Regions from separate parts of the Homo sapiens genome. Here region 1 is linked to region 2. The links are chromatin contacts, found by Hi-C or POLR2A ChIA-PET in ENCODE. All regions are on one chromosome and are shown on one strand. Each heading gives the region's core, a stretch centred on a gene start or an enhancer-like site at or near the end of the contact. The rest is flanking DNA. Distances are from core to core; before and after follow the strand shown. Region 1 overlaps ARHGAP26 (Rho GTPase activating protein 26). Region 2 overlaps ARHGAP26 (Rho GTPase activating protein 26).

The links. A loop is a pair of places that touch in the nucleus more often than their neighbours do. ChIA-PET counts read pairs that join two places held with the same protein, here RNA polymerase II (POLR2A). Pooled maps may share reads with other maps.
Region 1: a map of CD14-positive monocyte shows a loop between it and region 2 (4-fold over the local background). The contact joins two enhancer-like sites. A Hi-C loop is called at or near these places in 1 of 168 maps with a recorded cell type or tissue (CD14-positive monocyte) and 7 of 50 pooled maps. POLR2A ChIA-PET finds 5 or more read pairs at or near these places in 4 of 52 experiments (CD4-positive, alpha-beta T cell, CD8-positive, alpha-beta memory T cell, OCI-LY7 and 1 more).

The regions. Positions count from the first base shown.
Region 1 is chr5:142,805,139-142,810,248 of GRCh38, forward strand. All of the region lies in intron 1 of ARHGAP26 (Rho GTPase activating protein 26), which reads left to right. Among named protein-coding and RNA genes, the nearest start is that of ARHGAP26, 37 kb to the left of the region's middle. RefSeq lists a silencer at 2,312-2,361. Within about 2 kb of position 2,618, at least 12 of the 41 ENCODE cell types and tissues checked have a DNase peak (open chromatin) inside an H3K27ac peak, as active enhancers do; they include CD14-positive monocyte, where a contact is called at or near this core.
Region 2 is chr5:143,007,356-143,012,965 of GRCh38, forward strand. The region is part of intron 11 of ARHGAP26 (Rho GTPase activating protein 26); the gene reads left to right. Among named protein-coding and RNA genes, the nearest start is that of ARHGAP26-AS1, 140 kb to the left of the region's middle. RefSeq lists an enhancer at 1,400-2,599. Within about 2 kb of position 1,841, at least 8 of the 41 ENCODE cell types and tissues checked have a DNase peak (open chromatin) inside an H3K27ac peak, as active enhancers do; they include CD14-positive monocyte, where a contact is called at or near this core.

The DNA.
Region 1 (5,110 bases), core at 1,368-3,867, 200 kb before region 2:
TTTCGCCAGGCTGGAGTGCAGTGGCGCAATCTCGGCTCACTGCAACCTCCGCCTCTCGGGTTCAAGCAGTTCTCCTGCTTCAGCCTCCCAAGTAGCTGGGATTACAAGCATGTGCCACCACACCTGGCTAATTTTGTATTTTTGGTAGATGTGCGGTTTTGCCATGTTGGTCAGGCTGTTCTCGAAGTCCTGACCGCAGGTGAACCACCCGTCTTTGCCTCCCAAAGTGCTGGGATTACAGGTGTGACCCACCACGCCTGGCCCACATTTAGTTTTTCTATTCTCCAGTTCATAGACATTTGGATCATTTTTACTTTTTGGCTATTATGTATGTTGCTACTATGAAATTTTTGTACAAGTTTTTGTGTGGATGTATCATTTCTCTTGGGTAGGTAACTAGGAGTGGAATTGCTAGGTCATGTGGTAAGTTTGTATTTTACTTTTAGCAGGTTTTTGAGGAGGGAGAGCGAAAAATGAGTTTATATGAAGGCCCAAAAGTGTGACTGAGGTTTGGAATAGCTAATGAGGCAGCTGTAACCTGGAATGAAGTACCAGAACCCAGAAAGATGAGCTGGACAGATTTTAGTAGGAAGGTTAAAGGTGCTCTGGAGTTAGCCAGTGATCCTGCTGCCTCTCCTTCTCTATGAAGCCAGTGTTCCTTTCTTTGCATATTTGGTAGGGTGGGTAAAAGGCTCCTCTTTCTGTTGCTGATTTTGGACCAGGAATGTCATTTTTTAACCTTCCAGTGGCAATAGTCCTTAACCCGGAAGTAGCAATGCTCCCCCTTCTAGAGCATCAATTCCCTAATGTGGAAATCCAGTCCCACAGTTTTCTCTGAGAAAAATGTGGACAGTGTAATATAATGGGTTATTCATAAGCCTAAATTTATATAATGCAAAGGTGTGTGTCTTATTCTTGGAGTGTATCTTTCTTACTGTTTTGGAATAATGAAGACTTTTTGTTGTTGTTGTCGGAGACAGAGTCTTGCTGTTTTGCCCAGGCTGGAATGCAAGGCACAAAGACGGCTCACTGGAGCCTTGACCTTCTGAGCTCAAGTGATCCTCCTGCTTCAGCCTCCCAAGGAGCTGGGACCACGGGCATGTGCCACCAGGCCCATGTATTTTTTTATTTTTATTTTTTGTAGAAACGGAATCTCACTATGTTGCTCAGGCTGGTCTTGAACTTTTGGGCTCAAGCAATCCTCCTGCCTGGGATTACAGTGCTGGGATTACAGGCCTGAGCCATTGTGCTGGCCATGACAACTTTTTAATTCAGTGATGTTAATATATGTTTTTTAACGGTTGTACATGGCATAATAAGTTATAGGCAATGAAATGTGTGTGTGTGTGTGTGTGTGTGTGTGTGTGTGTTTAGTTTAAGTTGGTTGTTGAAATTCCCAAATCTGGGGACTACTTCTCCAAAGAAAGTTTTGGGAAGGCATTAGTTAACATCTTTGTATTTTGCCTTCTTCCGTATTTTCTTACATTATTGTGTAGTGTGGGCATCTAGAGTGATGCCTGGACGACATCACAGTGAAAGATTAGTGCAACGAAGAAAAGACAATCCCAGTTATGTACCCCCCCACTACTTAGACATCTAACTCTGTGTTAATATATGCAGTTGATGGGCACATGTCATCTTAAATCCTTTTGGTAGTACAAAGAAGCCAGAACTAAGTTTAGTTTGGATTTCTTACGCATATTTGGAACTAACCAGCAGTTGACTCATTTCAGGATAAGCAGTTGTTTTCTATGGATATTCTGCTGAGGTTGGAGGCTCTGCACCAACTGTATGTGGTGAGGGCTTTGATATAGAACAGCAGCACTGGATCCAAAGTGTGAAGGGAGCCCTCAGGCTTGCTATACTGTGCCCGTCCTCAAGGTTGGGGCTAGGGAGAGGGATTTTTCTGTAACATGATCCTACAGTACACATAGCCACATTCTCCAGTTAATAATGACAACCGTGATAATGGTTGAAATTAATCACAGTGAAATTAAGGCATGAAATTAATAACAGTGAATGCATTGAGCCAACATCATGCTAAATGCTTTCAGGCATGATGCAATTTGATCCTAGCAACAGTTGTGTTAGACAGGTATGGTTATTCCTTTTTTGTGAGAAGCAACTTAGGGGCAGTAGTGTTTGGTAAATTGCACACTTACCTTGCCACTGACTGAATGAGAGATGTAGAGCCCATTGCCAGAAGGGGCCAAGCCAGGGTTCAAACCTAACCTGTTCTTTTAAAACCATGAGCCTCTCAGATCAGCAGTTTCTACACCAGATTGTATTCCCAGAGGCCCAGCGCTTCAGTTCAGCTGTGCTGCTGAGGTCTTGTGTGTGAAAAGGGAACTGGGAATGGATTCTGCAGGCCATGCTTAGCAAAACCTCCCTGAGGCAGCCCACGGCTCTGGTGTATCCAGCACACTTTATTGCTGCCCCTCTGTCTACAGACGGCTCTATTGATTCAGCCTTGGGAAGTCTTTGCCCCCTGCCCTCTTCACCCTTTTTGTTGATACATTCCCAGAATGTTCAAGTTCACACCCATGTTGCAACCCTGGCTCCTAAGCCTGAGGACAGGATGTGAGTGCCTGCCCTGGTGCTCATGGGTATCAGCGGGACAGAGATTTGTGCTGAGCTGCGTGCTGCTGGCTTCCCCCTTGCCTGTCCTTGGGAACTGGGGACTTTACCCGCTGTCTTTATGCAGTTCTTACAGGCCATATTTTAATGCTGTGTCATCTCTTAGAAAGATGGGTTGAAAAGGATAAACTGGAAGCTTCTATTCATTTCTCTTTTATTTTTAAGAATGTTGTATTTTGGCAGGGTGTGGTGGCTCACGCCTGTAATCCCAGCACTTTGGGAGGCCGAGGCGGGCGGATCACGAGGTCAGGAGATCGAAACCATCCTGGCTAATACGGTGAAACCCCGTTTCTACTAAAAATACAAAAAATTAGCCAGGCGTGGTAGTGGGTGCCTGTAGTCCCAGCTACTCGGGAGGCTGAGGCGGGAGAATGGCATGAACCCGGGAGGCAGAGCTTGCAGCGAGCTGAGATCACACCACTGCACTCCAGCCTGGGCAACAGAGTGAGACATTGTCTCGGAAAAAAAAAAAAAAAAAAAAAAAAAAAAAAAAAAAAAAAATGTTGTATTTTAGGAGAACATTGATCCGAAAGGTGATTTGCATGTCTTTTCTGCTTGTTAAACTCAGCATAGTTTGAGGTGGGGAAATCCCAATCATCTAATTGGTGTCAAATTTTGTTTAGTAGTAATTTCTGCATTCCCTTTTCTTTCCTTTCCTCCTCTCCTCTTTTTTTTTTCTCATCAGTTTAACATTTGCCATAGTTTATGCTTAGCAACCTGTGAGATACGGCTAGTGTCACTCACTTTTGGTAACACGGAGTCACCAAGGTACAGAATAACTAAGTGGGGTATGCAGGGTCTGGCCAGAAATACAATCTTTTGATTGCTAGCCCAGCTGCTTTCCTTGTTATCACTTTGTGGAGCAGGCTGGACATTGACAATGAGTTCTGAGACTGAGTGGAATGGGAGACCCCTCCCAGCTGGTGGTCGAGCTGCCTAGAGCATGGTCCATCTGTTTGGGACTAGGGTTGAGCTCCAAGATGGACCAATCAACCCCACCAAGAAAGAAACCCCTTCTATCACCGCGGAGTGTACCATAGCTCCTGTCAGCCGCTCTGGAAGTTTTTGCCACCAGAAGAGAGATGCAGAGCATCTTTTCTTACCACAGCTGAACTGAGAACATATGTTTCATCCATATATGGCACCTTACTTATTAAGCTTGTGTCCTTGTCCTTTCTAATACTCTGGCACCTTGCCCATCAGATGGCTGCCCCTTTTTATAAGATAAGTGCCTGTATGGCTGGCTGTTCTGATTTTAAGTCATGAGCTTTGACTTTTATCAGAAATTTACAGCTTGGTTTTCAAAGGACTTAGTTGAGTGCAACTGCATGAAATGGTAGTGTTAAATTTTATACTGTAGAAATGTTGAAATGGAACTCTATAAAATGTGCGTTTTCAGTGTCTTTTTTGAATGGTTTTATTTGTGTGTTTTATCAGTCTTAGACATTTTTATTACTCAAGTAATCTGTTCATTGTAGAATGATTAGAAAATACAGATAAGCAAAGAGAGAGAGGAAAAGAAAAGAAAAAAATATAGGTCTACTGTAAATAAAAGTTCCCCAAGAGAGAAGCCAGGATGTGAAGGACTTTGAGCTTCTTAGAAGAAGGGGTCAGATCAGCTGGTGCAATTCTGCATTCCCAGCAGCACTCTGTTCTTCCTGTTTTGGACACTAGCAATCAAGACAGAAGTTGGGGTGTCTGAATATGTCCTGGAGAAAGTCAAGATGGCTTTTGGTTTGCTGCCCCAGGCAGTGAGTCCCGGTGGTTCAGGGGCCAAAAGTCCTGCAGTTAATCCACCACCTGCAAGGGATGGCTGTGAAAAGAGAAAAATAGTCCTCCTTTGGAGTCCCATTATTTATACAGTTGCTAGCTTTCAAGCAGATAGAGAGAAAATAATCTTACAGTCATGCTTTCCCTCCTCTTAACTTCTGCCAGTCCTGCTGGAGCCATCCACTCCTTCATTCATCTGTCCATCCATCCATCCATCCAATCACTCATTCATTCATTCATCCACTTAGTGGCTCACTTCATTCATCCATTCAATACCAATTTACTGTGTACCTGCTGAGCACTAAACACTGTTGCATTTGGTTCTGGGAATACAGCATGAATAAGATAAGGCCCTTCTCTCATGGATCTTACATTGGACTGGTGCAGGTTTTAGTATCATTGCTTCCCTTTCAGCCTTACCTTTCTACAGCTGTGGATAAGATGCCATGAATTTGCGAGTAAAAGTGTTTATCTCTCCCTGGAGCAGACTAGACCCCTAGGCTCTGTCCTAGAGCACAACTCACCCTTAGCTGCCCTGCAACCTGATCATCTCCAACAGGGAAGGTGAAGAGAAGGCAGTATTTGGCTGATGAATTCTTCTCAAAATGATACTTTAGTTTTGTCTGGGAGGGGCAGGGGAACAGATCACAGAGGGAGGGGTTCTTGGCTTTATCAGAGAAAGAAGGCCTCATTGTGTGTTGTT
Region 2 (5,610 bases), core at 591-3,090:
ATCCTAAAATGTCTCAAGCTGGTTGTGGTTTTTAATTACTGCCACACTTGTATTAATTGGAAGTTTGTAGAATTCCTGTTATGCTTAAATTGGGTGGAAATTTTGTTATTACATAATGGTTGCATTGTTGCCATTTTAATTACTGCTTAGCCTCTTTTGAGTTCTTTGTTAATTGGCAGGCTGTTTTTCCTCTGGAAAGCAGGACTGGGTGGAGAAGTTGTATGAAGTTGTGGCTGAGTACAGACTCTACTGTGCTCTGCCTAAATCGAATCCTGGCTCTGTAATTTGCTAGTATGTAACCTTTGGAAAGTTAATTAACCCATATGATGCTATGAAATAGAGGCAGGTGTAGTACCCCATAGGCTTGAGGATGAAATAAAATCATTCGTTTAAACGCTTAGTATGGTGTTTGGCACATAATTGATAGTGAAAAAGTGGTTGGTGGCAGGTGGCTATTTTTATGTTTGATTGCTGTTTTAAAAAAGATTAAGAACCATTGATTTAAACGTTGACCTTAGATTGTCTCCTTTCCTTTCCCTTCATCTCTTAATTAGTTTCAGTTGGTTATATTACATTGCCAACAAGACCAATGCCACAGGGTCCCTCAAATGACATTTCCCATCCTTAGCCATTTATCCCATAGGGGATACATTTCCATCACCAGAAGAGGCTTTTTGTTTTGTTTTTTTAAACACAAAGTGGGAAGAGAAGGAAGGAGGAAAATGACAGTGATGAAGATGAAAGTTAATCCTTATAGAATGTTCAATAGGCCATAGAATTTACATTCAGTGCTGTGTTGAATATTGTATATCTATGATTCCATTTAATTATTACAACAATCCTAAGTGGTGGAGAGTGTTACTATCCCCCTTTTTCAGATGGCAAGACTGAGGTCTAGGGATGATAACTGATGTGCATGTTAGCCAATAAACAGTAAAGTTGGACTTTGAACCTAAGCAGTAGATTACTACAAATCTGTCGCCACTGACAGACACAATTCAAAAGAGCAAGCTGTTTTGATTCTAGTGATGGTGGACCCACTTTGTCATGCAGAGGAGATGAGATGATATTCGATGGTGTAGAACCAGCCTGTTGTTTTAAGATGTTGACACATTGCCTTATTCAGTGTGTCTCCACATTGGTACATCAGGGGAACAGCCAGGTGGGAGGAGACTTGGAGAAAACCTCAGGGGATCATAGAGTTTGGATGTGCATTTGGGTAAAGATGGTGCAGTTTAGAGAGGAGCATCAGTTTTAAACAAATTTCCTTATGAACCTATTTCCCCAGCATCTTTATTTTGTCCAGATTTTGATCCAAAGTGTGGTATGGCTAAGCTCTAATGCAGCTGTGTGTGAAAGGGAAAAGTTAGATTGTTTTGTCAAATTTTTGCTTTACTTATGTCTTTAATATCTACATTTGAAAAACAAGCCTCTCTGTTTTCTCAGTATGGCTTGGATAATGGTAATAAAGGTACTCATAGAAAAATTCTGGGAATCCAGATGACTCTGTGTATTCTCTGTTAATTCTGTAGGGACATGTAAACTGAACTGGCTCAGCAGTGAACAGAATTTATTGCAAAATCACATCTTGGTGCAGAGGAAGCATATGAAGGCTTTCCTCGCCCTCCTTTGATTTATTAAATTGTACTTTCATTGCAGCTTCTGGGTAAGGACTCAGAATTGCAGTGCCCTGTGATTTGTATCAAAGAGCTACTCTCCCCCCCTGGTGTTTATCGTCAGGATCGAACCCTGTGGTTCAGAGAGAATATGAAGTGTTACTTCTATACTAGATGCCAGCTGGTTGCATGGGTTGGTGGTAAATACTCCAGGCTAGAATCAGAAGGCTGTTCCCAGTTTCATTTTCTTTCTGACTCAGGGCAAGTTCTTCCTTCCGGTGATTCACCTGCCCAGCTGCCCACAACATCTCACCTTTATCATCGTCAGCATCATCATCGTCGTCATTGTCATCATCGTCATCACAATGACTTATTGATCATGTGGTTAGTGGTTAAGTGCTTGGGCTCTGGAGACAGACCGTGGGAGTTCCTGTCTGGACTCTGCCCATTTCCAGCTGTCTGACCTTGGCCATGTGACCTAACTTCTCTAATGCCTCAGTTTTCTCATCTCTGTGAAAGGAATAATTAGGCTGGTATGAGAACCGAATAAGACAATGCACACAGAATGCTTGGCATGATGTCTGGCACATGGCAGGGGTTTTGTCATCATCATCATTATTAATTTCTATCTGTCATAATTATTCTTTAATGATTCTTAGATGGACCGTGATAAGATAAAGTAAACACATGTAATTTCTCTTCTTCAGAAGCATATACTTGAAAATAGATACTTGTTGGCACGGATCTTTAACAAATCTTCATATACAATGGTCAGTAGAAACTAGACTATACCTACATCAAAGTATAGAAACCCAAAGGAGATAATGTTCCCAAGTTTTAGAGTACTCAGATAGAGCTTAGCTTCAGTTGGGTTGTTGAAGGTGCATTAACTGTTTCAGTCTTCTGAGGAGCCACAGATCAGGCATTTAGTGCCCCTTGTCCGCTTGGGTTGCTCCTGGAGAGTTGAGTTCTATTGTATTAAGGTAGATGCTCTCAAGAGGCTTACCTGAAAGCATATAAATTTGAGATTGCTAATCATAAGACAAAGCTATGGTCAAAGTGATCTTTCAGGACATTGCTCTTGCCTCTGAACCTCAGTCTGATGCTAGTGGGCAACTGTGAGATCTGTAGAAGAAGGATAGCCCAGAGCAGACTGACCATTTCTAAAGGGTGAATTGCATGCTCTTTGCTTCTGTCAGTATAGAAGGTATTTATGAACCATAATACCAACCACTGGAGTGACTTGGTAGTGATATACATTTGCCACTGCCTAGAAAGGTAAAAGGGTATTGGAACATCCTTTTAGAGGCAAGATAGAATAGTACACCACTGACCAGCTCTGTGTCCTTAGACAAACTGTGTAACCACTCTGGGTCTCAGGTTCCATATCTCTAAAATGTGAATAATACTAGACCTCATCCATATGGTGGTTGCAAGGATTAGATGTTGCCATGTGTGGTGCTTGGTAAGTGCTAGGTAAACAAAACCATTCCTGCTTAGTGCTGTGACTGAGCCACCATCTGGTTGCTTCCCCACCCTGGGCCTTCTTTGTTGGGCCCTGTAGTCACAAAGTCCTGGTAAGCAGGATTTGTTAGCTTCATTTCAAAACTCATTCTCTTTGGCTCATTAACCCAAACCAGACAGAGATTAACAGCCTGGCCTCAGAGGAGCAGGTGAGTACATGTTTCTGGTGCCTTTGACTCATTGATTATCCTTCTCCAATTCAGGGAATGCTTGGGTGTTCCAGGAAGGGGTCTCCCGAGACCCAGGAAACCTTGAAAGAGAGTAATTTGGCACAAATTCATCTCCTAATGAAGGAGGGCTGGAAGTCCTGCATTTTACTATTCCTTCTGGATTTTGCCAGCTATAAATAGAAGCAAGGTTCCCTTGGATAGAATGTTTGAATTTACTAGGAGAAATGCAGGGATCAAGGATGGCTGAAGAAAAATACTTGCCAAAGTGTGGTCTTCTCTTCTGCACTTCCCTTGCCCAACTTTCCAAGGTTAGTGAATGCCGGTCAGCATGGATTGCTGGTCTTAGCTATTACACTGTGACCCATTTCACTCACAGGTCACAAGGCTCTGCAGGATCGGATTGCTGCCCCTCTGCCCTATCCTTATCTCCTACCCCTCTCTGCATTGCACTGATTGCTAATCACACTGGCCTTCTTCCTTCAAATGCAATGACTTTTCACCTTCCAAGGACCTGTACTTTCTGTTGGCACTAGCCCCCACGTCTTCCCAAGGAGGTACCCCTCATCATTCAGGCCTGGCGCAAACGTCATCTCTTCCGAGAGGCATTTCCTCGCCTAAAGTCCACAATAAACCCCCGCTTTTTTTTTTTTTTTTTTTTTACTTTCTCCAATGTACTTATCAATATTTGAAGTAATCATAAATGTGCATCTGTTTATTTCTGTTTTCTTCAGTAATTGGAAAGTTTTATGAGAGCAGAGATTACAGATGTCTAGTTCATCTGTATCCCCAGCACCTGGAACGTTGCCTGACCATTATAAGCACACAGTAAATATTTGTTAAATACATGGATAAGTAAACGAATTGCAAGCAACATGGGAAATTATTATTTAGGAGGTCTTCAAACTTTTCAAAGCCGCTATGCCCTTCCTCAATAGCCACATGAGTAAAATGGATAAAAGCCAAGGGAGGGGTCATTTGGTCTTAGCTTCTCTCCAACCCCTTTGTTTGTGCAGGTGCTGTGTGGCTCAATTTGGAAACCATGATCTAGCTCAAGTTCATTTATATAGATGATAAAGATGCTGCTGAGGGAGAGTGGGCCACTGTGTTTCCTCTTTTAAGTAGAAATTACACAACCTCTATGTCAGCCTCCACCTAGACTTCGTGGTGACTTTTGCCCTCCCCTCAAATTCCATGAATGTTAAGCATTTCTTTTCTCAGTAGTAGAGTCCAAAGCGCTTGCATTGTGTTGTGCTGTTTCAGTATATTTCTTTGGCACAGTCTCATTTGATGTTCACATCAGCTCTGGCTGAGTTAGTCAGAAAAACCTATCATCGCCCACATTTTATAGATGAAGAAATTAAAGTTCAGCAAGATGAAGTTACCAATGGGGAAGCCCAGGCCAGGATCAAAATCTTTTGACTCCTTATCTCTAGAGCGTTTAGGTATATGCATTGATGCCTTTTCATTCATTAGACAATCCTCTTTAAGTACAGAAACCTGTTCTCTTTATACTCATCTTTCTGACCTTTAATAAGTGGCCTGGTAGCTTTAGTTTTCTTTAGAAAATTAATAATAAAATGGGATGATTTGTTATATTTAGAGCTTGATAATTCAAAGACCTTCTTGGGCGACTCCTTCAGTTTATGGATGAGGCAATAGATGCCCAGAGAGGCTAAGAGACCCAGTGACACAAAGCAGCTGAAGGGCCAAGTGGGACCTCTTGACCAGCCATTCTCCGTCATATTTCTTAAGTGAAAAATCCCTTTCTGGATTTAATGGTTCTTTTCAGAGGTAGTTGCCTTGGTTTCTTTAGGGGTTAAATAAGTGGTTCTCAACTGAGAGTAGCCATTAGAGTCACTGGAGGGATATATTTATATACATACATACATATATATATATATATATATATATTATGATCAGGTTCACCTTATGCCTTTCTATACCTACAGAACCTTAATGACCAAAGAAGGGCTTGGGTTCTATGATTTTTTTTCATTTATTTATTTAAGACGGAGTCTTGCTCTGTTGCCCAGGCTGAAGTGCAGTGGCGTGATCTCGGCTCACTGCAAGCTCGACCTCCTGGGTTCATGCCATTCTCCTGCCTCAGCCTCCCAAGTAGCTGGGACTACAGGCGCCCGCCACCATGCCTGGCTAATTTTTTGTGTTTTTTAGTAGAGACGGAGTTTCACCATGTTAGCCAGGATGGTCTCGATCTCCTGACCTCATGATCCACCCGCCTGGGCCTCCCAAAGTGCTGGGATTCCAGGCATGAGCCACTGTGCCTGGCCGATTTTTTTCTT